Regions from separate parts of the Mus musculus genome. Here all the other regions are linked to region 1. Evidence: chromatin loops called from intact Hi-C (ENCODE). Cell type or tissue: heart. All regions are shown on one strand.

Region 1 (8,000 bases):
GAAACTGGGTGGGAGACAAGAGAGAGAGGGGAATGGAGAGAATTCAGGATCAAGGATAGAGAGAGACAGGAGAGAGGCCCAAGAAGAATGGATGGAAACCTGCAGCTGCTGGGGGTGGTGGTCCAGTAGGAGGGGAGAATCTCTAGGAAGTTTCAGGAACCTGGGATAGGGGGCCTCTTAGGAGTCAATGTGAGAGACCTTAGCCAAGATGCCTAATAATGAGGACATGGAACCTGAAGAGGCTACCTCCTGTAGCCAGGCAGGACTCCCAGAGGAAGCTTAAAGACATCCCAAATTTGTTCTGTCTAAAAGAAATGCAGGGATAGAGCAGAGATTGAAAGAAAGTCCAATCAATAACCAGCAGAACTGGAAACCCATCCCATGAGCAAGCACCAATCCCTGACATTATCAGTGATACTCTGTTATGCATGCAGACAGGAGCCCAGCATAACTGTCCCCTGAGAGGCTCTTCGAAGCAGCTGATTGAGACAGATGCAGATACCCACAGCCAAACCCGATGGAGGTCGGAGACTCTTATGGAAGTGTTGGGGTAAGAATTGAAGGCCCTGAAAAGGATGGGAACCCCACAGTGTGTGTAGTAATCTTGTGCCTTTTTTTTTTTATTGTCCCAATACAAAGCTTGGGTTTCTTTTCAATGGCACCAATCTCTCCAGCCACTGCTCTTGCCCACATTGACCTTGTCCATTACTTTAAACACTGCCCTCACAGTCCTTTCCTGATCAAACCGTTTTCCATACTTTTCAAGCTGCTATTTGCTTTTGTTCGCTATTCGTTTGCCTAATAGCAGTAAGCAAGGATTGGGGAGATGACTCAGTAGATTACAAGTCCTTGGTCCTCTTTCAAAGGACTCCACTTTGGTTCTCAGCACTCACATTGAGTGGCTTACAACCACTTATGACTCCAGCTCCAAGGGATCTAACATGTTCTTCTGGTCTTCATGATTGTCTACAAGTGTAACACACACACACACACACACACACACACACACACACACAGAGAGAGAGAGAGAGAGAGAGCAGGAACTATATACTACGTCCCCAAATGCTATACTATCTTCAAACTTCCTATGCCAGATTCATTGTGAGACGTATCCTGAATGCTCTGTGGCTCAATTTCTGTCTCAAACCTCAAAAATGCAGACTTTACTAACCATATTTCTATATATGTCCCTGCCAATTGTCTACCAAATGACCTTAGAAACTCTGCTTACTTTATCCTGCTCCTTCCTTCCTTCCTTCCTTCCTTCCTTCCTTCCTTCCTTCCTTCCTTCCTTCCTTCCCTTCCTCCTCCTTCTCCTTCTTCCTCTTCCTCCTCCTTGTTGTTGTCGTTGCCCTCCTCCTCCTCCTCCTTCCTCTCTCTCTCTCTCTCTCTCTCTCTCTCTCTCTCTCTCTCACCGGCAGCACCAAATCCTCCCACATGCCTCATGGAAAGCAGTTCTGAAGATGGCTCTTGGTTGGGTTATCAAGGCAGGGATTTCAGTCATCTGGACATGGGTGAGTTGTCATGGCAATGATTTCAACTGTCTGCCACCAGTTTTCTGTGGCTGTGACTCTTGTGTGGCTGTGAATACACACACTGGAAAGAACAACCCACTGGGGCAAATGATTAATTTTGGCTCAGGGCTTCAGGGAGCTTCCACCATCATGGTGGGGAAGGCATAATGGACAGCTGTTAGTGGCCCAGGAAGCTGGTGGCGAGTTTGGTGGATCAGGAAGTAAGGAGTGTTAATGGAAGCATCCAGGGACATTACACTCCAAGGCCCCTCCACCAGTGATCTCTTTCTTCATCCAGACCCCGTCTCCTAAAGGTTCTTCAACCTCCCACAAGCTAGGGGACGAGATCCAGAGCACAAATCTGTAGGGGGGTGGTATTGAAGTTTCAAATTATAATACCGATATTAATTGTTAACCAGAATATAAGTCTAAATCAGAAAGTCATCAATTTAATTAGAAAATTATCTCATTTGCTGGACAAATATAACAAAACAAAATAATTTTAAAAGTAATTAGTTCATAATCCATCTCTTTAGGTAACAACTGTTATTTTCTTCTTTTGAGATGGCCATACTCTGTAGCTCAGGCTGGCCTGGAACTCACTATGGAGCCTATACTGCCATAAAACTCACTCTGGAACCAAAACTGGTCTTGACCTGGCAGTAATCCTCCTGCCTGTGCCTCCTGGGGGCTGAGATTACAAGGGTATACCTGATTTTCTCTTGCCTTTTTCATCTATCTTTCATCTTCTAGTGTTCCTCTAAGGTTTCCCTTTTGGCTTCCTAAGAGCCGTTCACATTTCTGCAGACAGTTCCACAGTGTGTGGAAAGACGACACATCATAGCGGATGCAGGCAATATGCACTGGAAACACGGCAAGCCTGAGGGTGGGGTGGGGCGACTGGTGGGAAGGGGAGGCGAGTGTGTGTGAGGGATGGGGGGGGGGTTAACAGAAACAAAGTGTGGGGAGCCGCCCTCACATTCACCGTTGCAAGATGGCGCTGACATCCTGTGTTCTAAGTGGTAAACAAATAATCTGCGCATGTGCCAAGGGTAGTTCTCCACTCCATGTGCTCTGCCTTCCCCGTGACGACAACTCGGCCGATGGGCTGCAGCCAATCAGGGAGTGACACGTCCTAGGCGGAGGATAATTCTCCTTAAAAAGGGATGGGGTTTTGCCATTCTCTCTCTTGCACTCTTGCTCCTGAAGATGTAAGCAATAAAGCTCTTGCTCCTGAAGATGTAAGCAATAAAGCTTTTGCCGCAGAAGATTCCGGTTTGTTGCATCTTTCCTGGCCGGTCGCGCGAACGCGAGTAAGAACAAAGTGTGCATGCAAATGCTGTATCAAACATTTGACTTTGATTGCTAATTAAAAATAAAAATATCTGAAGTGTAACTTTAAACATGTGAAACTTGAGGAGCTGTCTATCTTTCTATAAAGGATGAAACTGACAAGAAACATTTCTAATCAATTGATGTTTAGGGATTAGACTGTAGTTGACACCTAGAGTAGTTTGTTGAAAACAAAAAGAATTATTTCATTGTAGCACAGGCTGAGGAAATTTACTTAAGTTGCTGCCTTGGTATTTCCTCACCTCTGAATTGAGTAAATTAACAGTTCTTAATATCTTTTATATATTTCTCACCTGTTGTTCATAGTAATTCAGAGGAAATATTGTTCTTTGTGTGCTTGATAAATTCTGTGTCATTTATCTAGGCGACTTGAAGCTGTATACATTCAGTGAACATACTCAGTGGGCAAAGAGATATTTAATGATCAAATACAGAAGCATTAACGATTTATTACAGCTAGATGTGCTTACCAAAGCAACATACCACAAAACAAAAACCTAAACATGTCAAGAGAGCACAAGAGAAGCAATTGTTCCGCTGATTGTATCTATGTCAGAGTTTAATAAATACAAAAGATAAAAAATAAAAAATAAGTTTGAGAACCTAATAAACACCATAGGCACTGTATGTGTGTGTGTGTCTTTGTATGTTACAGAAACTACATCATTGTTAGTGATTCAGCCATCTTCTATCTCAGTGATTGATTGAGCACCAAAAACACACCACATGCATTCCTCAAAGTAGAAACCTTTAAGGCTGTGTCAGGTGCTGATAGTTCAGTAAAGTTGCAATCAAGAAAACGTATAGAATGCTGAACTGAAGAAAAGTTCTGGGTCACCCACTGGGACTTTCTTTAGTATTGTATTTTATTGGCAGACAGTGACCAGAGACATCAGTGCCACATCAATTTAGGTCTCTGGAACACAGGAACAGCAAATGGCACATTGTCACAGAGAAATCAAAAATTTCTGGGGATTGGGCATCTTTAGGGTACAGGGCCTGCTGTTAATCCTAGAGGCTATTCCCAAAGGTTTAGAGAATCCAGCTAAGAAATGCGTTTTGGATGTAAGCAGCTGACATGAGCTGTGTATGATATTTTTTGAGCTTTAAGGAAACAGGACCCTGTCAACAATGTGCTTTTCAAGCTATGATAAGATCTTCCTGCCCAGTCCGGAGCTGCTCTCCGGAGCCCTAGACTCTGACTCAGTAGAAAGCGGAAACCAAGGCTTCCTTCCCCGTTGGACCCGTTTCTACATGGCAAAACTGTCTGGAAGCTCTCAGCTCAACCTTCAGCTCCAAGGTTTGCTCAACTCTTTCTGTATTGAGCTCAACCAAAGACCTCATTTCCATTTCAATACGTCCCCCACCCCCAAAAGGAATCTTTTCCCATTAAAAGAAGAAAGCTTTGTTTAGCCTATTCTGTAAGATCTTAAATATCAACATCAGATTTTAAAATGTACCTTTATGTGCTACCAAGTGTGAGTTGCATTGGGATGGGTATAAATTATCTTTGGTCAATGAATCCTGTAAATTTTGGATAGAATATCTCTGAGATAGGTCTGCTTAAATATAGCAAGAAAGCTCTAGTCATTTACTAAGACTCAGAAAAAAGAAGACAGAAGAACGGAATGGTGGAGTGGTACAGGTCTCTCTTCTCTCCCTCTCTCTCTCTCTCCCCCTTTCTGCTCCCCTCCCCTTCTCCTCCTCTCTCTGTCTCCATCTCCCCCTTCCTCTCTCTCTGATGCAGATGTGTATGCATTCCTGATCTCCCTGTGTAAGATTAGATCAATGAAGAAAATGACCATGAGGAGGTAACAGTTGAGTGAAAGCCATCACCTGGTAAAGCTTCAAGCTTCTAGAACATGCCACACTGGAAGCTATCTAAAACATGCACTAAACTAAGGAAAGAAAAGTGAAATGTATCTCAGAAGAGTGAGAAAAACAAACAAAAACCCAAAACTCTTCACCACAGGTTTAGACACCAAGCATCCTGCTACAGCTTCGGTATTGATAGAGCAAGCAGGCTTCATTAGGACAAGAAGCCCAAATTAATCATTACTGTCTTGTAGTGATCTCAGCTACCTAGTCCTCCATCCCTTTGTACAGTTCCCCACTCCCCATTTCCTCTCTGCTTCTTTCATTTGACCTTCTTATTTGGGAGGGAGTGCTCCTTCTGCACAGGGGCTAAGTGGCCTTTGATGATCTCTGTTCTAGCTTTACTCAGAGCAGTCCATGATCAAGTCTTGGTACTTAAAAGAGACAGAGAAAGCAATTCTGACTTTGCCATCATGGAAGGCACCATTCTTCCAGGTCAGGTGAGGTCACAGAAGGAGAACTGGGCCTGGCCTCTACTGCGTTCCTCTCAGAAGGAAGCCAGCTTTATCTGTAGGCGAATATGAGGAAATCTGGCTTTGAGGTGATTGCTGGAGAGTGAATTCCTGTTTTTCCTTCCTCCTTGTTCAGGACATGAAAGGGACAGCAGTGTGCTCTGTGTAAGAACTGAAAGTGGAGGTATATGCGCACACGAGCCATCTGTCAATATACAGGAAGTTTGTTTGTTTGTTTGTTTGTTTATTTATTTATTTATTTATTTATAGATGGGGGTCTAACCACGTAGCCCACGTTGGCCTCACCCCAAACCTGTGACTCCACTTGCCTTCATTCTGCGTGCTAGGAGTACAGGTGCACACTACGCTTCCTTTAGAAAGTTCTTCTCATACCTAAAGTAGCCAAATAGGTCAGCATTTAGCAAACCTTGAGATGTGTAATTTGATTTTTAGCCATAGCTAACAGAACTGAGAACAGAACGTTCCAGTGAACCAGAGAGGAGGACGAAGGCTTTATTGCATGACTTGATATCATTAACAACACTATTCTATTCCCTTATACTATAACTTTTATGATAAATCTACGCTGCGGCTAAAACTTTCAGCCAAATTCATGTGAAGTTGACTGGTTGTGGATGGTGAAGGTGATCTTTGAGAAGACTGAACTTGGTACATGAGGAAACAGTTACCTTTGGCTCTCAGGGTGGCCTACCCATCGCCTCACAGGTGGTAATGTATTTAGTATTACACAAGGCAGGAAGGAAATCCTTTTGAACTTTAACTCAGCAAGAACTTTAGGTATACTTCTAATAAAAGTGGCTGCTTAAGCTCTGGAGAGATGACAGCTCAATGGTTAAAGAGTGCATACTGCTCTTCCTGGGGACTTGAATTTAATTTTCAGCATCTACACAGGGTGGCTCATAACTTTCTGAAGTCCAGCTCCAGGGGATCTGATACCTCCTGTTTTTTCAGGAACCTGCACATATCTCCTCCTCTACACACATACATTATTAAATAAATTATGAAAACAGCAAGAATAATAATTTCAAAATGCCAAGGTACTCCTTGAGACTCATGCTTGACTTCAAGGACAAGGTCATTAAATCAATTCTTGTCATCCAAGCATCAAGGGTGGTCAGTCAGCCAACCTGTTGGGCAGAGGGAGGGTTTCCTCAAGCTGCTTTTGCTATCTTCACTAAATCCTCATATTAGATAAGTGCTAGGACTACAGGGTTTGGGACTGGTCATTATAGAAGTCAGTACAGGAAAGCAACTGCCAAGACTTTGGTAGGAAGAATCTATCACCCCACAGCATGCCAATCAGAGAGAGAGGAGAATGTTTCTCATGGTGCCTATAGGACACCATCCAGCAAAAAACCTCATCAGTTGGAAGACAGCCTTAGAGTAAGAATTCCCTTTCTCCTACCTACACAAGTGGAGTGTGAAGTGTTCTGGTATCACTTCCTGTGGCTTTACTTCATACTCATTCACCTGTGTTTCTTTAGGTATGCCAGATTGAGACACACTCTCTCCTGTGTCTGATTTTTAGGTCATTATTTTGAAGAAGATTTCTTAGGATCATGAAAGATGTTCCTTAATCTTTTTGATTACCTCAGGCCAGGCAATGATACGCGAGAACAGGGGAGAATGGTTCACTAATACTCGCGATCGTTTTCTAACAGCTGTATTTAGCAATTATTTGAAAAGGTTTTAAAAAATGTTTTAAGAGGACACAGAATACAGGAGGTATACGTGTGTTTGTCACTGAGTTTGAAATGTGTTAAAATCAATCAGCCAGGTTGGGGGAGAACTGGAGAGATGTCTAAGGGACAGACAGAGAAGAGACAAAGTATTATAAGATGCTGGTAGAAAATGTATATTAGGAATATACCTGTTGTGATTATAAAAAGATAAATGGGTATAAGAATATGTTCTATGGGGGTGTGGCGAGGTGTAGGGGAGAGGGTGTCTCAGCGGGCATCCCTTCTCCCTGAGGGACCAGTCAAATGATGGTATAGTATGAAATAGTTTATTTAGGGCATGGGGAGGGGAATTAAGAGAGTAGTAGAGGCAGAGAAAGGCAGAGAGAAAGAGAAGTAGAGAGTGTCCATGACCACGTGGAGAAAGGGAGGAGGGGAAAGTCTAAGCCTCCCATTGATAGCAGACTGACCCAAGGGTGAGACATGTGGCAGCTAAAGTCTAATGCTCAGTTATATATCAATTTCATGGGTTTAGGTCCCAGTTCTTCAGATATAGATACAGGACTTTTGTAAATATAACTGGTTAAGAAGAGGTTATACTGAAGTACAATGGGATCCTAGCCCAAGATGATTGATTTCTTATAAAAGAACAACATGTCGGAGAGACAGGTGTGCCCACAGGGAGTGTGTATAAGCTGACCAGAGAGCCCTAGAATAGACCCTCATAGCCTGACACTTCGATTTTGGACTTTTTTCTGTAGAACTGTGAGACAGTGGAGCCATGTGAGACTATGATGTATCCTACAGAAGCTGAGTTAAGCTAACCACATCTCCCTCTGGGATTGGCGTCTCCAATCTGTATCTGGCCATTGTGGGCTTTACCACTGAGTGTGATGGTCTGCAGGGCCTGGGTCTCTCCCAGATGCTCACACCAACACAGCTTCTATGTGCTCCTGTCACTCAAGTGTCAGAGAGCCAGAACTGGGATGTCTGCTTGGAGAGAAACCTCTGTAAATCCCAGGGCTGGGAAGTCAGGTCTGCTCTCTTAACAGCTCCCACGGGTTCTGTACACTCTGATTTTGCCCTTTCTGGATTCTTGCCCTCAT
Region 2 (8,000 bases), 84 kb after region 1:
AGTGAGTAAGTGAGTGAGTGAGTGAGTGGCTCTCAATTAGAAATCCGAGCAAAGAGAAGGTCGGTCAGGAGACAGAGGAGCGGGTTGAAAGCCGGGATCCTGAGATCACGTGGCTGCCCTGTACTTACTTCCTTACCCAGGGGCTGTGGATACGGTTGGAGGCTTTTGGACGTTTCTAATTCCTTGCCCTTTGCGGGAGCGTCTTGTCCTATGCATTCCGAATAAGCCGCATGTTTAACCTAATCCCAGCAAACTGTTCTGCTTGGGGTTTCCAGGGAATAGAGGAATGCACTCTAGGCAGGATTATTTACCTCTCCTGCCCGCACCCGGGTAAGCCTCCTAGAGCAGCTAATTCTCCTGTGTTTTGGCAGCTCCTGGCCACCAGCAGTAGGGGATCAGCGGTCCTGGTCCTTCCTTCTTCCCCAGTCGGTGGCCCCTACATTCCTCCTCTACCTTGGTACCCACCCACTGGCCCCGGAGTGAGGCAGTGTCCTGACATCTCCAGAGAGAGGGAAACAGCAGGACTCTTGAGGGACCCTGAGGGCTGGTGAGTTGTCCCAGGCCTGCACATTCCTGCCCTCCCTGAGAAGCCCCAGAGTTCCTGCCATTCCCATTCCGCAGCTGCCACTCACCCTGCAGCTCTCCCTGGGTCTCCCTTGGGATGCCTGGCACTCTTGCTCCTGAGCCATTGGTCTTTGTCTCCTGGGGAGTAACCCCTTCTCTGTCCCCATTCTCCTTGAAGTTCCTTCTGAGGACCCTCTTACTTTTCCTTGACCCACTTTCCTCCACTTGGTTGGGTATGTGCGTTATATCAACTGTCCGTGGTCACTTCCTGTCTGTTATGCTCCTGGTTTGGAGCAGTGTATATACTCTGTTGAATCTTTGATGCCTTGTGATTTTCCTTGAATCGCTTCACCCTTGCTATGTGTGCGATTCAGGTGACTAGTTCTTCTCACCTCCAATTCAATTAAGGTGTGTATGTGTGTGTGTGTGTGTGTGTGTGTGTGTGTGCGCGTGCGCGCGCTCTCACACTAAGTACTCTGGCTACCATCGCTGAGACTTGAGCTCCAATTTTGACTTTGTGTGACTTTCATTATTTCCTTAATGTTTTTAGGCTTGCTGGCTCTTCCCTGAAATGCGGTTCTCGGGGACTTTTACATGACAGCATTTGGAGGATTACATGGGAAGGCACATGTGTGATAATGGTCAAGCAGAGCTGACTGTTATCACATCTGCTGGCCTCCCTTAATTCACCATTGTCACACCCATCTTTACAATTCCTTAGCGTTTATATGTCAGTGTGTGTGTATGTGTGTGCGCACGTTGATGCAATTGTGCTTATGGTGGTCATGCGGAGAACGTCCAGGAATCTTCCCCTTCCTTTCCTTTAAGCAGGTTCTGGGGATCAAACTCAAGTTGTCAGGCTTAGTGGCAAGAGTCTTTACCTGTGCTGACGTCATCTGACTCCCAAGTCAACTGTGTCTCATGAGAGTTCCTGCCTTCCTTACTCCAGGAACACGAAGCTCGCTTCTACTCTAACAACTTCCTAACTCCAGACACAGTGGCTTCTTATCTCGTCCCTTCTCTCTCCTGGGGGGACTTGTGTCCCATCCCTTGCATCCTATCTTCCTGTGACCTCATCCTGCATCATCTGTCTTGTCAGGGACTTTGCTGTCACTGAGATCAACTGTGATGCGTCTGTGATTCATCTCGCCTGAGTGATACGTCTATTCTGTGGTTACGCTTCCAGCAATTACTCCGTTACATGAGACTATGGGGCCGAGCCACTCCCTGAAGCTACTTTTCCTACCCCCCAAGCTGGATGATGACATGTGGAGAATCTGATAACCTACCAGTCATCAGAAGACTAAGCCCTAGGTCATAAATGCCTTTGATCACACAGTCTGAGTTGCGTAGGAGGCGATGTGCTTGGTGGGGGTGGGGGTGGGGTAGGGGGTGAGATGGCCCTTTCCATGGAGATTTTTACTGTCTGAATTTTATGTTGGGTTTGGATGAGAAATGGCACCAGACCCTGTGAGTTGTGGGGAAATTCAGCATGGATTTGTATTTCAATGTGTATTTCTTCGATTTCTATTGGATTTCATTCAGTTCTTTTAGAAATGCTTGTATGTTTCAACTCTTCAGAAGCTCACAAGGAAAAGGGATTCTGTCATCTGGAGAGAGGGTGATGCTAGGGACCTGGTTCTAGTTTGGAGCCACCCCCTAAGGCAGGGCCCATCTTGGAGACCGAGTGCCACTGGCAGAGGGGACACTGAGCACCTCAGCACAGTGATACACCTAAACAAACCGGCTAATGACTTTCCCATCTTGGGGACAGGTGGAGGCAGGGCACCAAGGGAGAATACTTAGCTCTGCTTATGCCCACTCGTTCCAATGGCTCTGAGGTTGGGGGAGGGGGCTTTTTCTTAGAATGGAATAGGCAGAGGGAGCAATTCTCGTAGGCAGTGGAACAGGAGAGCCTGACAATGCCCTTGAACCATTCTGTTCTGGGATTTACGGCTTCTCAGAAACCAGAGCCGTTTCTGTCTAAGCTGTGTACCTAAACATATTCTAGGAAATACCTTGTTAAAATGGTGACTTTGTCCCTGCGTGATTCATAACTACAATCCCGGATGGTACAGTCTACTTCACACACAGGCTATATGATACAACCTTCAGCTTCTAGGTTGCAACTGTGATGCAACTAAGTGAACCATGATCTGGGAACCATCCAATGGGGTGTGTGGTCCTAAGAGGATAGACAAACAACACCAGACAGAGGAATTTTTCAGCTTCACTGCCTCTCATGGGACCATGGTTACATCTGCCTACCGCCCATCCCCCGTCAAAGTCCTCAGGAGGCATGCTGCCATGCACAGACCATCTCCTAAAGGCAGCTGCTTATGAGCTGTCATTTGGGAACATTTATTCATTCTTTTTATTTATTAATTTATTTATCTTGAGACAGGGTTTTTCTTGGTAGCTAGTTTTGGCTGTTCTGGAACTCACTCTGTGGACCAGGCTGGCCTGGAACTCAGAGATCTGTCTGCCTCTGCTTCCAGAGTTCTGGGATTAAAGGCGTGTGCCACTACCACTGAGCCATTTATTTATTCTTATAAGTGATAATTAATAATACAGGGTAACCGAGTGAAAGAGGGAGCTGGAAATCCTTTCTTCGGAGTTCTGTAAGATGAGGACTTAAGATAGGAAATTCAACTCTTCTTTGCATCTCAGAGATGTTATCTTTATGTGCTATTTTCCTCCTTTCCTCCCCACCCCCCAGTATTTTTTTCTTATATAACATATTGAACCTGGAGTCACGTGCTTGCTAAGGAACCACTCTGCCAATGGCCTATATACAGAGTGTAAATGCTGCCCTCTTACCTTTCCCTTCTCAATGACTTAAGATTAGGAAAAAGTTACCGCAATACTTTGAGACTCGCGGGAGCACAGTGGTTTAAAACACCAGGCAGACTATGTAGCTTTTTGGTCTTTTAAGTCACACAAATGGATGCAGAAATCACCGAGAACTGTTGACTGGGAGAGGGAAGAAACAGAGAAAAGGGGAGACAAGAACAGAGAGAATGTCCCAGGACCTTGCATTAATTAAGGGTCTCTTCACAGGGTTCCTCTGTTCCATCGACTTCTTTCTGACTTTGGGGTTAGTGTCCTTAGGCTGCCAGAACAAATACCACAAGCCGGGTGACTTGGACAACAGGACCCTGTGTTCTCACAGATCCAAGGGTTAGGAGTCTGGAATCAAGGCCTGGGAAGGGACGTTTCCAGGGGCTTCCACGCAATAGCTGGTCAGCACTTTGCTCCTGACTGCTGGGCTGTCACCAGTCCTTGGCGTCTTTTGTTTTATAGATATGCCACTCCAGTCTCTGCCTTTGTTGCTCCATGGCAGGTCTCTCTGTATCTCTAAACGTCCTCTGCTCAGAAAGATGACAGTCACTCTGGACGGGGACTCTCCCTGATGGCTTCTTTTTAACTTGATTACATCTCCAAAGAACATCACACAAGATGGGGAAGGGGATCTTGACGCAGTTTGAAATGCTATCCTATCCTTAGCTCTGACCAAATGAACGGAAGGGTTCCCTTGGCCCCAGGCACTGTGAGGGTTTTCTGTGTGAAGGATGCTTCCGATGGCCGGGGTGCCCAGTGCGCACGCGCACACTGGCTGAGCTTTGTTCAAAATTTCTGTCCTGGCTTCCCTTTGCCTTGTCCCAAGCCCTCGGGTGTTCAACTCCTAGACTAGGATTTTATTTTTAGAGTAATGAATAATTTATGTTTTGAAAATGACTAATGAAAAAGCAATCAACCACTTTGGGCTGGATCAGAGTCTGAGGTTCTGGTCCCTGGCACTCGCTTCGCATCTCTCTGCTTCAGCTAGAGGGGAAGGTGTCTGCTTGACCTTTTTTTCCCTGTCACATGACGCCTTCCACAAGTAAGCTGTGTCCTCCTCAGGGAGCGCACATGCGACACATAATGAAATTAAACCTCTGCCACTCCAAATTCTCACTTTCAAGGGTCTGCCACTTGCCTACTTTTTCTTGTTTCTGGGTATCAGCAGAAGTGGGGTGGGGGGGTGGGATGAGGGCGGAGTAGCGAGGCACAGAGTAGGATTTTTTTTCGTGATATTTTGGGCTCGAAGCCTCGTGCGCATTCTTGGGCTGGTTCGGGTTTCCGGGGCACGTACACTCTGACCTTAGTTTGGGGCCAACCCTGAGCGCTTCAGTCAGCTACTTTTTAGCAACGGCGGCCAGAAAAATACTTTTTTTTTAAAAATTTATTTTCCCGTGAGTGCCTTCTGAAATTGTTTTGCTGTGCTACGTCTGAGAAACAGTAGCATTTCGTTCCCCAGAAACAGTTCCTTTTTGGCATGTTAATAAAATGACCGGTGTTACCTAAATTAGGGGTTTTGAGTTTGTTCTGGAGCTTTTTAAACTACAGCGCCCCCTAGCGGGAATTTTGTGATATTCATGCTTGTTCTGGTTGATCAGTTTTCGTCCATGCTTCCAAAAAGTTGTTGTGAAGCTACTATGAAGAACCACAGGGGTGGATATTTCATAAATAAGCCAAAAAGAAAAGGAAGTTTTATGGGTTTTAAAAAAATGTTAGCTGTTTTCTTTCATTTTACCACGTAATTAAAAAAGAGTTTCTCCTGAACCAACAACCTATATGGACAAGTGTTTGGGAAGAGACCCTTGAGTCTCTGGTATGGTACATACATGTCTCTTTAAAGGCATGTCCTTGAAACCAGAACTCAGGGGTTTTCTTGTGTAAGGGGATGGTCTAAGAGAAACATTGAGTTATAGACCTTGTTCCTTACTGGCCTTGGCTTGTCAAGGGCTCTTATGGGGTAGACTTCTGAGACCCTTGGAACCTGGGGGGCTTAGTTAATCGCCCCCTCCCCCACACAAGCACAGAGCCTTATATGAATCCCTCCAGAGAGTTGGAGTGTGTTCTACATTCAAGACCTCATAGGAAAGATCCATAGCCTCCGTGGAAGGAAATTTACAGATTCCCGGATTCATTGACTTACAGTGGGAAAGGGGATAAAATCGCTTGGCTGGAGTTTCCCGTGTTACAAAGTTAGTAATTAACCGCAGCGAGGCGAAGGACAATCAGAGGCTCACTGAGAATGTAAGAGTAGTAACAGTATGAGCCATGCAACCCCAGGCTAGGGCACAAGTCTCAGAAGGTAGATAGGGTGACCTGGGACTCCATGCATGTCACACCGGATCCTAACACTCTGAGATCCAGTAATGGATAATGTCACCTTGTCCCTTATAGGATAATGGCATTTGTGCATTTACCTGTCGTGATTTGAATGAAAGTCAGCAGTTCTCTTTTTGAGAGTCTTTGCTGGACGGGAGTCCATTGCTTTTCTGGGCAAGCCTTCTTTTCCTCAGGCTCACACTCGTTATCCCCTAGTGAAAGGTTTAATTAGGCACAGGGCACTAAGGGCTTGCTGCAAGTGTGAGGAGCTGAGGCAGGTTCCCAGAGCCCATGAAAAGTAGACTATCTGTAATTCCAGTGCTTCTAGGGCAGGATGCAAAGCTGAGACTGGAGGATTCCCAAGAGCTCACAGACGGATCCTAACACTCTGAGAAGCTGTTAGCATTTCTGGGCTCATGGCCCACCAAGCCAACCTTCTTCACACCATACATGTATCCTTATGAGGGTATCTGCCATGGATGTAGGTCTCACACAAGTGATCAGTAATTGTCCCATTGGGGAATTTCCCCATTGGCTTCTTGTTGTATGCAACAGAGAACAATGAGAGGAGACCCTGTCTCAAAGAAGGGAGGGGTCAAGGCCCACCACCGGGAATAGTCTTCTCTGACTTACACAACTACACATGCTTCCCTCCTGCACACAAGCATGCGCACACATGTCCACAAACATCGCTCATGGACATGCTTACACTCAAGATTTAAAGAAAAAGATTCTGTTGGTCTTCCTGTGGAGTCCCTGTGGGAGGGAGCCATGTGATGGGGGTGGGGGAGGACTGGGAGGAGAGGGAGGCAGATACTGGGATGCAAAGTGAATGAATGAATGAATGAATGAATGACTACCTACAAAACCCCATAAAAAAGAATGAGGTTTTATCCTAAATATACTTGTTCAGCTTTTCCGACACTTGACGGCCTTTCACATGCTTGTTTCAGGGAGGTTACAGTCCGCCATGGTCAACGCAGTACAGCTCTTGGGGTTTATATTCTTCTGTCGTGTGCGCACACAGCCGCTGTCGTGCAGCTTTTGCCTCCCGGGCTTCTGCATCAGCTTTTACTGCTGGTTTTGGATCGTGGCAATGTAGAGAGTTGAATGATGACCCCTCCTCCAAACAATTGTCCCCAACCTGATCTCCAGCATATATGGACATTTCCATATTTGCAGACATATGAGTTAAAGCTTTGGAGATGGGGAAATTACTGATCACTTGTGTGGGACCTATGTCCATGGCAGATACTCTCATAAGGACATATGTATGGTGTGAAGAAGGTTGGCTTGATGGGCCATGAGCCCAGAAATGCTAACAGCTTTTCTGGAAATGCTGACGGCAGGCAGGAGCTAATAAGAAGCAAGGAGACATTTTCCCCAGCACAGCCGCACTAACACCTTGACCTATGGCCTCCAGGCCTGGAGGAAGTTACATTTTTGTTGCTTTGAGCAACTAAGTTGCAGTTACTTATTTGGGCAGCTACAGAAGGCTGGCTGGGTCCTGTTTCTCATATTTCCTGATATAAGACAGCCAGTCATGGTTTGCTTAGTTAATGTTACTTCCAACTACCAACATTAGAAAATTAGTGTCTCTGTGTGTGTGTGTGAGAGAGGGGGGGGGCAGAGAGAGAGAGAGACAGAGACAGACAGAGAGATACCAGGGAGGAAGGGAAAGAGAGGGGGGTGAAAGTTAGAGGAGCTTGCAGGAATCTGGTCTTTTGCTCCACATGTGGGTCCCAGGCCAGGGATGGAGCTCTTGTTGTAACACTTGGTGGTGGCAAGTGCCTTGACCCACTGCACCATCTTGCTGCCCCAAGCCTTTCGCCTGACATCTTGACTCACCCACCTCATTCAGGCTGAGTGCATTTTATTTGTGGCGTTTTTATCTGCTCACTGCATTATATTTGTGGCGTTCTAGTCACATGATGGGCTGGCTCGACAACTACCTCTGCCAATCTTTGTCTAGCACTGGAGATCTGTGGGTTTTTATCAGCCCGCTGAAAAGAAATGGATTTATTTTAGCACATCACACATTCTGGAAGAAAATGTTAGGAAAGGTAGAGAATGGAACAGTTTGACATCTTAGAAGGAACGAGAGTCATGTGGTGCTTTTAAGCAATGGCACAGAAAGATATACCTTCTCAAAGCTGTTTATATTACATACTTTATATCCAGTCTACAACCACTAATGATGTTTTGTAAGGTCCCATTGTACAGTTCTCATTTTTGAAGTAAGATGTGGGGCAAGGACTGACAGAAGACAGTGGTCCTGT
Region 3 (8,000 bases), 54 kb before region 1:
TTGAAAACCAAATGAAAAACAAAACCAAGAAACAGAAAAACAACAAAACAAAACAAACAAAAAAAACAAGAAAGAGAGAAAAGGCTTTAGGAACCAAACGTGGTAGAATCTAGCCTACAGTATGATAGGGTAGGTGAAAGTGTATCCTTTTCACATAAGCTTTTTTTTTTTTTTTTTTAATTTTAATGGGAGTCGTTATTTGAAAGCCTATGACGCTAACATAATTTCAGAACATTAAAAAGTAATGATCAAGTCCACATTCCACCTAGAAGAAAAGCGTTTGAGAAGTTAGAGCCTGTGGTCCAAGTATAGAGAGAACATCTTGTGCATTGTATGGATGCATCGCCTGTCAATTAAAAAGGCTACGGCCTATAGGAAAGGGCGTACTAGAGGGCGGGGTGTTTTGGTAGGCAGAAGGGATTATGGGATAGTGTGAGGCTTGGTGAAAGTCTCCAGTTAAGTTGTACAAAGGGCAGAGCATAGTACCTGATCGGAGGTAGCCAGCAGCATGGTACAATGGAGATGAATATAAATGAGTTATTATAAATTACTAGCTAGTCAGGGAATAAACCTTCCTATGTGGCCTAGGTATTTGTCAATATATTTTGAGTCTGAGTCGTTATTCCAGGAGCTTGGGGCCGGGAGGAAAATACCTTCTTATACCCAAGTATCTTAGATACAACAGAAAAGTAGATGCTTAAAGCAAACAAGCAAGAAGACTAGAAGACAAGCCATAGCCATACTTTTATCTTTGTTATTTTGCTAAGAAAAATCATTTTATACTATGGCTTCAAAAAAGGATCTATCATTTATTTGTTTATTTTTTGAAGACATCACTTGTTTCTTCAAGAAACAAACAAGAAAAAGACATGGGGACATACCATCCACCTTTCCATTCTCTCCTGTGTCCTCTCTCCTCGGGCTCCAGCCTCACTGTGCCCTTCAGGGTCTCCCTTCAAAGGCAGATGCAGGGAGGGGTCTCAGAATCCTACACAACCACAATGATTCTAGCGGCTGGGGAAGGAGCATGAAGCCTCATGAAATCAATTTTTTTTGACAGCTTCTGTATAGACGGGCGCTGTGGTCTTGTGTTAAGTTCCGTGACTGAATCAATGTGTGGCAGGGGGACACTGAAATGACAGATATTGGAGATGTCACACTGCCTTCCACTCATGGGACTGCCCTGGATGAGGAAGGCACAAGACAGAATGGAGTTTGTTACAGGGAGATACCCAAAGAAAAGGGAAATAGATTTGCCCCCTTGACAGCAGAGCATATGGCTGTTAGATAGAAATATTTTGTTTCTCATTATAGGATGTTATAGTATGTCTTCTGGCGGAAGGGTATATACAAGGCACCTGTGTATTGCTAGCCTCTTGGCTGTTCATGATTTTCCCTCTCACTTGCCTTATTTCTTAGATATTTCTTTGCTTGCCTTCTGTCTGACAGCAGTTCTTCTGTCTGGTAGCACTGGTTACACACAGAACACTCTTTCGACGAACATCAATTTATTCTGGTTTATGAATGAACTCTTCCCAGAGACTTGATAACTCCTGTTTAGCATATAGCTGTTCCATCTGTCTTTTTTTTAATTTTTTTTATTTTTTTTATTTTAGGGACTTTTCCTCATGTGCTTGCTCATTTCCTGCAGCTGGGCATGACCTGTCACTTACTTCAATAAGCCAGTCCCCTCTGCCCCCCTCAGCGAGGGAGGACAGGATGGAGGGAAGTGACTCCTCTGTCCCAGCTGAACCCCAGGGCGCTTCTAACAGAATTATATTAAGATCCCAAGAAAATCCCATTTCTCTTCCAGTTTCCCACCCCCCACGCCCACCCTTCCCACCCTTTTGTTTTGAGTTGCAGGAACAGACCCAGAGGCGATGGATAAGACTTTCCTGCTTCCCTCAAATCCTCCAGAAAACATTGCCCACTTCTCTCCCCTCTGCCCAGCCCTACTCTGAAAGCCTTGGTGGACCCTCAAAGCCAGCCCCTCTGGGAAGCAGAAACAGAAAGCAAAGGGGGAGAAGAGATTGAGAGAAATAGACAGACTTGTAGGGAGACAGGAAAAACAAACAAACAAACAAACAAACAAAAAGATGAGAACTACGAACCTGAAGGAAAAAGAAATGAAGAAAAGTAAAAAAAAAAAAAAAAAAAAAAAAAAGTCAATTGAGTTCCATGCTAGCATTTGAGGCCAGCCCAGTCTTTATACTGAGTTCCGGGCCAGCCAGGGATAATAGAGACACCCTGTCTTCAAGGAAATAAATAAAAATGTAAAAAGGGAGCGAAAGAAAGGTTGGTTCAGAAAGCCCTGTGACTCGGTGTTCTTCTAGTGTCCTGGGTGCCATATAGATTAGTTGATTTTATTCCCTATTCCCCAAGAAGTTAGAATTAAAAAGAAAAATCAGACGAACGGATGTAGGCAGCCTCTGCTGCATGAGATACACAGCGGATCTAACTCAAACACTTCTCAAGTACAGCGCGTCCAATGAGTGCAGCCACTACCAAATGTAAAGTCCTTATAACCCAGCCTTGGCTTACTTATGAATCTCCTCCAGGCCCATAGCTCAGGCTGTGTGCTCTTAGGAGATTCCCAAGAACATGCCTAGGGGTTGGCAGACAATTACAGCCTCTCTCCTTTTCCCTCTTACCAGAAAGTAAAATCTGAATTGCAAGATATCGAGGAGGGAGAACTCATAGAGATCCCCCCTCGCTAAGCCGTTCAAGCCCTATTCCCCAATAAACAGATAGCTGTAACAATTGATTTCTCTGTGGTGAATGGGATAGTCATGACATCTTGCTGAGCGAGGCCCTCAACAGGCAGAACTCCTTTTTCCAGTGACCTTTTCCCTCCTCTTAATGGGCAGTTGTCCCTGAACTACAAGGCCTTGTTGTTGGCTCAGGTCACAGCTCACAGCCTGCAGACACACACACACACACACACACACACACACACACACACACACACACACACACTGCTTGAGGCAGGAAAGCAAGAGGACTGCTATTCCATAAAAGGCCTCTCAGTGTGCATTGTGTGGCAGACAACGGGGCACACAGGGTCCTTGAAGTCCTGGAGAGAGCCGAAGTGAGGAAGTTTGCCTGTGGAGAGCTTGTGATATTTTTGGCAGCGGTTTCTCACTACCTGGACCGCATGTTTGTGTCTGCGATGGTGTTTACTGTGACTCGCAAAAGAATAGCTACTAAATTGGGATGTGATGGACTTTACAGCTGGAGTGAGAACTGGATCTCAGAGGAGTGACACTGGGGATTCGAGATGTTGTGTTCTCTGTGTGGTTACGTTTTTTTGATCTTAGGATAGGGAAGGGAAAAAGCCAAGTCCCTAAGAGTGAGGTGGCCTAGCTGTGTCCATCCTGAGGGTGGACTGTGGAATGCCTGAAGTGGGCTTCCAGTTCCTGGTACAGTGAAGGGTTATAAATTGTGTCTGCCTCCTCCAGTCAGTTTTCCTTTTGGGGCTTTAAGTTGTTGGTAACTCTCTTTGCCAGATTCAGGTTTATTTCAGCAAATATTTGATGGCTCCATCCACAGCATACATTTGCTATGAAACTGTTGGGCATTTTGATTGGTCTTCAAGATCAGTAGTTTTTTTGAGTTGTTATCAGAAAAAGAGTCTGAAGACTCCATAAAACCCTTCTGCTGGCCCTCAAGGGTTGGTCACAGCGTTAACTACGATCCTGATCCCTTCGACCTTGTTAAGAGCCCTGGGCCATATACACTGTGACATAGTTTCTCCCTGCCCGGAAGCAAATGATGAAAGCTTTCCTCAGAAGGATGTGTGCAGCCCTCTGAATGGGAGATGTCTAAATCCCACTCTTCAGAAAGGCCTACTGTAGAACAATAAGCAGAGACAGTTCCTGCCCCTTTTTGCTAATTAGCATACCAGGAGTATTTATGGGACACAATTTTCCCCTTTGCCAGAGTGGTGGGGCTGTTAAAAGCCTCTAACTTTGGCCAAGTCAAAACTCTTTTCTTGTATATTGCATTTATTTCAAGAAAGCTGGGCCGTTGTACATGAAGGCACACCATTAATTCCAGCACTCAGAGGGCAGAGGCAGGCAGATCTTTGGAGTTTAGTGGCAGTCAGGCCTATGTAATTTTTTTTTTTTAGCTTTATCTATAAAAAACAAAGCAAAATATAATACAATAGCCATAAAGCAGTGGTGTATATGTGAACTGTCTTTGAGGCTTTCTCCTGCATACCCCACATAGATCTACATTGTATCTAATGTATCACATTTGTTAAAAAAATGGAAAGGTTGTTTAAACATCTGTCTCCTATCGCCTCAGTGAGACCTGGGGGTGAGAAGGGTTTTCTAAAGCAAGCTACCAAAGAAACAAAGGTTGCTTTATCTAACGGGGCATTTAGATAACTGCAGAGCCACGTGTCTCTGTCTCCCATGTCATCAGACTTTAGTCACTGTAACGGACACCTGAGGAAAACCATTTAAAAGAGGAAAGATTTATGTCTGCTTGTGATTTCAGTTCAGGGTCTCCCGACTCTGAGTCCTGGAATTAGGGAGAGAGATAGACATGCGCTGTAGACAGACATGCGCTGTAGGCATGCGCAGTAGACAGATGTGCACTGTAGACATGCGCGGTAGGCAGACATGCGCTGTAGACAGCTTTTACAAGCATCACCCAAGTGGCCTGCTTTCTCCAATAGACTGTGCTCTGTTTTCTACCATCTTTAAGTAAACCTTATCAACACTATGGAGTGATAAAATATCTAGAATACATTGACTGGATCAGATTAATCCATTCTTTGGGATTCAGATCTCAGTGACTTCATCTACCAGCTGATTACCAGACTCTCAATTATTTATTTAATTTTTTGAAGACAGGGCTCTCTTTACAAGCCTGGTTCACCTAGACATCACTTTGTAGACCAGGCTGGCCTCAAACTCACACACACAAACACACGCGCGCGCACACGCGCGCGCGCACACACACACACACACACACACTCCTACTTCGGCCTCCTCAGTGCTAGGATTAAAGGCATGTACTACTTCACCTAGCTTAGTTTATCTTTTGAGCAAACAGTTCATTTCCAAGCCATAATACTTAGTAAATTTGGGTCAGAATTATTAAGCTTTAATATAGATAAGTTTTGAATTGAAGTCGGTTTTACTATCTAAGCTCTATTTTCCCTTATTTATATGAGAAAGAGAAACGGCATTTCTTGTGAGCTTTGATGTCTAGTTCTCAATGTTAGACTGTTCTAACTCTTTCTCCACCTCCTGGGGCTCACACCCTGCATCTGGCTTCTCAGTTAGGGGCATGCCAGCTGTACTTCACATCCTGCCTACGGAACCTTCAAAATACAATAAAGTTCTGCCTTGCTCTTCCCTCAAATGCTGGCCAGTTGCTTTCCCGGTTGCTCATTTTGAGTTACTGAATATTTGTTTGTGGCTTTCTTCTGAGGATCACATTTTTCCCCCTATTTCCCAATCAGCCTGTGCAGAAGCAACCAGGGAAGGGAAAACATTTTTTTTTTAATTCACCTATGAAAAACAAAATATTTCGTGTCTTCTCTTATATGCAGAATGTGTTAGATATATTAAATCTGTTTGTACATGTGTATGCAGCAGGAATGTAGATGGGAGCTATTGGGGCTGGAGGAGAGAAGAGGCGGGAGGAAGGGAAGATGATCAAGGTACAAGATAGACATGTTCAGAAAAGTAGTGAAAATCATCATTTTGTACACTGTACAACTTGTAAACAGTAGAAATGAAAAGATCATGTATTAGTGATTTAAATCCTTCTTATGAGGAATCAATGGACTACCTCAAAGGGAGAACTAAGAAACAGAAATAGTGTTTGTAGGTTGTAAGATGCTTATAGTTCTAGCAGCCAGAGAGGTTGCTGTTTCAGCCTTACCAGGAAACATGGGCAATAGTCATTTTGAAATTGCTATTGGGACAGAGTTCTGCAGAAAGTAATGAGGGGGGCTTTGAGCAGCTTGGCATCTGTAGAGCACTCAACTGGAAGTAAAACACATGTGCAGAACAAGATAGAAAGCCTTTATTTAAAGTGTGGTGGAAGGTTACTGAGTCATTGGATGGTTGAAGTATTTGTGGCTTGAGTAATGGACTCGCCAAGAATCCCGGAGTCAGTCAGACTCCTTTTGCCTTGGAAGAACAAAGCAGAAAGGGTAGACCGGCTGCGTTATATGTCATTCTGTGCTGCATATCGTGTTCAGCAACGATTTTGGCCAACTTCAAATTCCTCAAGCCAGGAAGGAATGCTGTGTCTCCTTAACCTTAACTGACTGTGATATTCCAAACAAGAAGGGGTTTGGAATATGGGTCACAAAGCATGACAGACAGAGCTAAACTGGGAATCTGGTTTCGTTCCCAGCCTGTGATGGATGTCTCATGGATGGGGTCAATGCCACATCTGATGTCATCCCGAGATGACATTCTTCAGTCAGGCAGGCAAAATCTGTAGACTCAAGAGTGAAGCAACTTGATTGATTCCACTACACATCTAAAGGTCTCCTTAAATAACTCTGATAAGTTATCAGTTATCTATCCAAGGTGGCAATCTTCTTTCTGCATGCTTTCTCCATGGGTGTTATTTAACACACAGGAAGGGCTTATACGTGCCTGGTGTGTAGGAGGCAAGTTATAAAGCGAGCTATGGCAACTACTAGCCTGGGTTACTTAAGACCCTGACTTCAAAAATCAATAATTAAAAGTAAATAAATCAACTTGTCCTTTGTTCTCCATCACTAAAAGGTGGAAATTCCTCTTCAAATTATCAAAATACTGTTACTAATCCCAAACAACAGTGTTTAATATTCACAAGATATGAATTCAGTGTTCAGTGGGCTCATGTGCGTCCCATTGTGGTTTCCTTGGAGCTGGATAAATATGACGTCATGTCTCAGGATGGGTTTATGTGACTCTTTACTCTTTGAAGATTTCTTCTTAATATTAAAACAACAACAACAAAACCCCAAAACTCATATTTTATTTGCTGAGGGAACATGGCTGCTTTCCTTGTGGAGATTTCCATCGATGAGTTTTCTTGGTTTGTCTCAGTGGTGTCATATGACATTGTATTTTAGATCTACTTAGATTTAAAAGCTTATGCAAGCGGGGAGGGCTATAGCTACTGATAGAGTGCTTGCCTAGCACACGCTAGATTCTGGGTTCAATCCTCATTGCCATCAGAAAACATCTGTTAGAGTCAAGTTCAGATCTAGGTGCTGTGGGGCAGTTCCATCAGGAAGTATAGGTCATCAGGAATATCTGTTTGCGGTACCTGATAAAATTCAATACGTAGATCCATTCCTTTACAGTTGTTATATGGGGGTCACATGGCAGCCCCCCTCCTCTTTTTCCTCCTCCTTGTCCTCTCCTCTTCCTTTTCTTTTGGCCTTTTAAGACAAGGTCTCCAGTAACTCAGGCTGTCCTTGAACTCACTATGTAGCTGAGGATGGTCTTCAACTTGCATCTTCCTGTCTGGACCTCTCAAGTGCTAGGATAGCTGCATCTGGCTGTCTTTCTCTCTTTGGAGACATTTTATAAAGAGAAACTTTCCTTCACTTGTTCCTTGCTCTCTCTGTCTTGGTTAGGGTTACTATAGCTCTGAAAAGAGATGATGACTCGGTCAACTTATAAAAGGAAGCATGTAGCTGGGAAGTTGCTTACAGTTTCAGAGACTTAGTCCATGCCCATTATGGGGGTGTGTGGCAGCAGGCAAACAGACATGATGCTGAGGCAGGAGCTGAGAGATTACATCACGGGCTTTTGAAACTCCCAGTGACACATCTCCAACCTACCTCCTAGTCCTTCCTAAAAAGTTCACCAACAAAGAACCAAACACTCACATATGTGAGCCTACGGGGGCCAATTCTCATTTAAACCACCACAGTGGTATAGTCAGTACCTCTAGGAAAGGCACAGTCAGACCCAGACCGAGAACCTATGTGACCTCATGTTACTGAAGGACTTAAAAACTGTAAGGCCAAG

What was found. Peaks named below come from ENCODE experiments on the same cell type or tissue, not always from the same donor. Only the 100,000 strongest peaks of a DNase experiment are listed, where the experiment ranks them.
Region 2: a loop joins it to region 1, with 2.3 times the contacts of the local background. A loop is called at or near these places in 3 of 42 quality-filtered maps.
Region 3: it touches region 1 in a loop (4-fold over the local background); 2 of 42 quality-filtered maps call a loop at or near these places.

What each region holds. Positions count from the first base shown.
Region 1 is chr15:25,521,642-25,529,641 of GRCm38, reverse strand. No RefSeq gene overlaps it. Among named protein-coding and RNA genes, the nearest start is that of Myo10, 97 kb to the left of the region's middle. In heart, no CTCF peak of the experiment used is centred here; DNase peaks (open chromatin) are centred at 4,071 and 5,271.
Region 2 is chr15:25,438,126-25,446,125 of GRCm38, reverse strand. All of the region lies in intron 1 of Gm48957 (predicted gene, 48957), which reads right to left. Among named protein-coding and RNA genes, the nearest start is that of Gm48957, 28 kb to the right of the region's middle. In heart, a CTCF peak has its summit at 4,965 (motif pointing left); DNase peaks (open chromatin) are centred at 4,435 and 4,675; H3K4me3 peaks cover 1,303 bases; H3K27ac peaks cover 827 bases; H3K27me3 peaks cover 3,512 bases.
Region 3 is chr15:25,575,945-25,583,944 of GRCm38, reverse strand. No RefSeq gene overlaps it. Among named protein-coding and RNA genes, the nearest start is that of Myo10, 43 kb to the left of the region's middle. In heart, no CTCF peak of the experiment used is centred here; a DNase peak (open chromatin) is centred at 3,094; H3K27ac peaks cover 1,305 bases.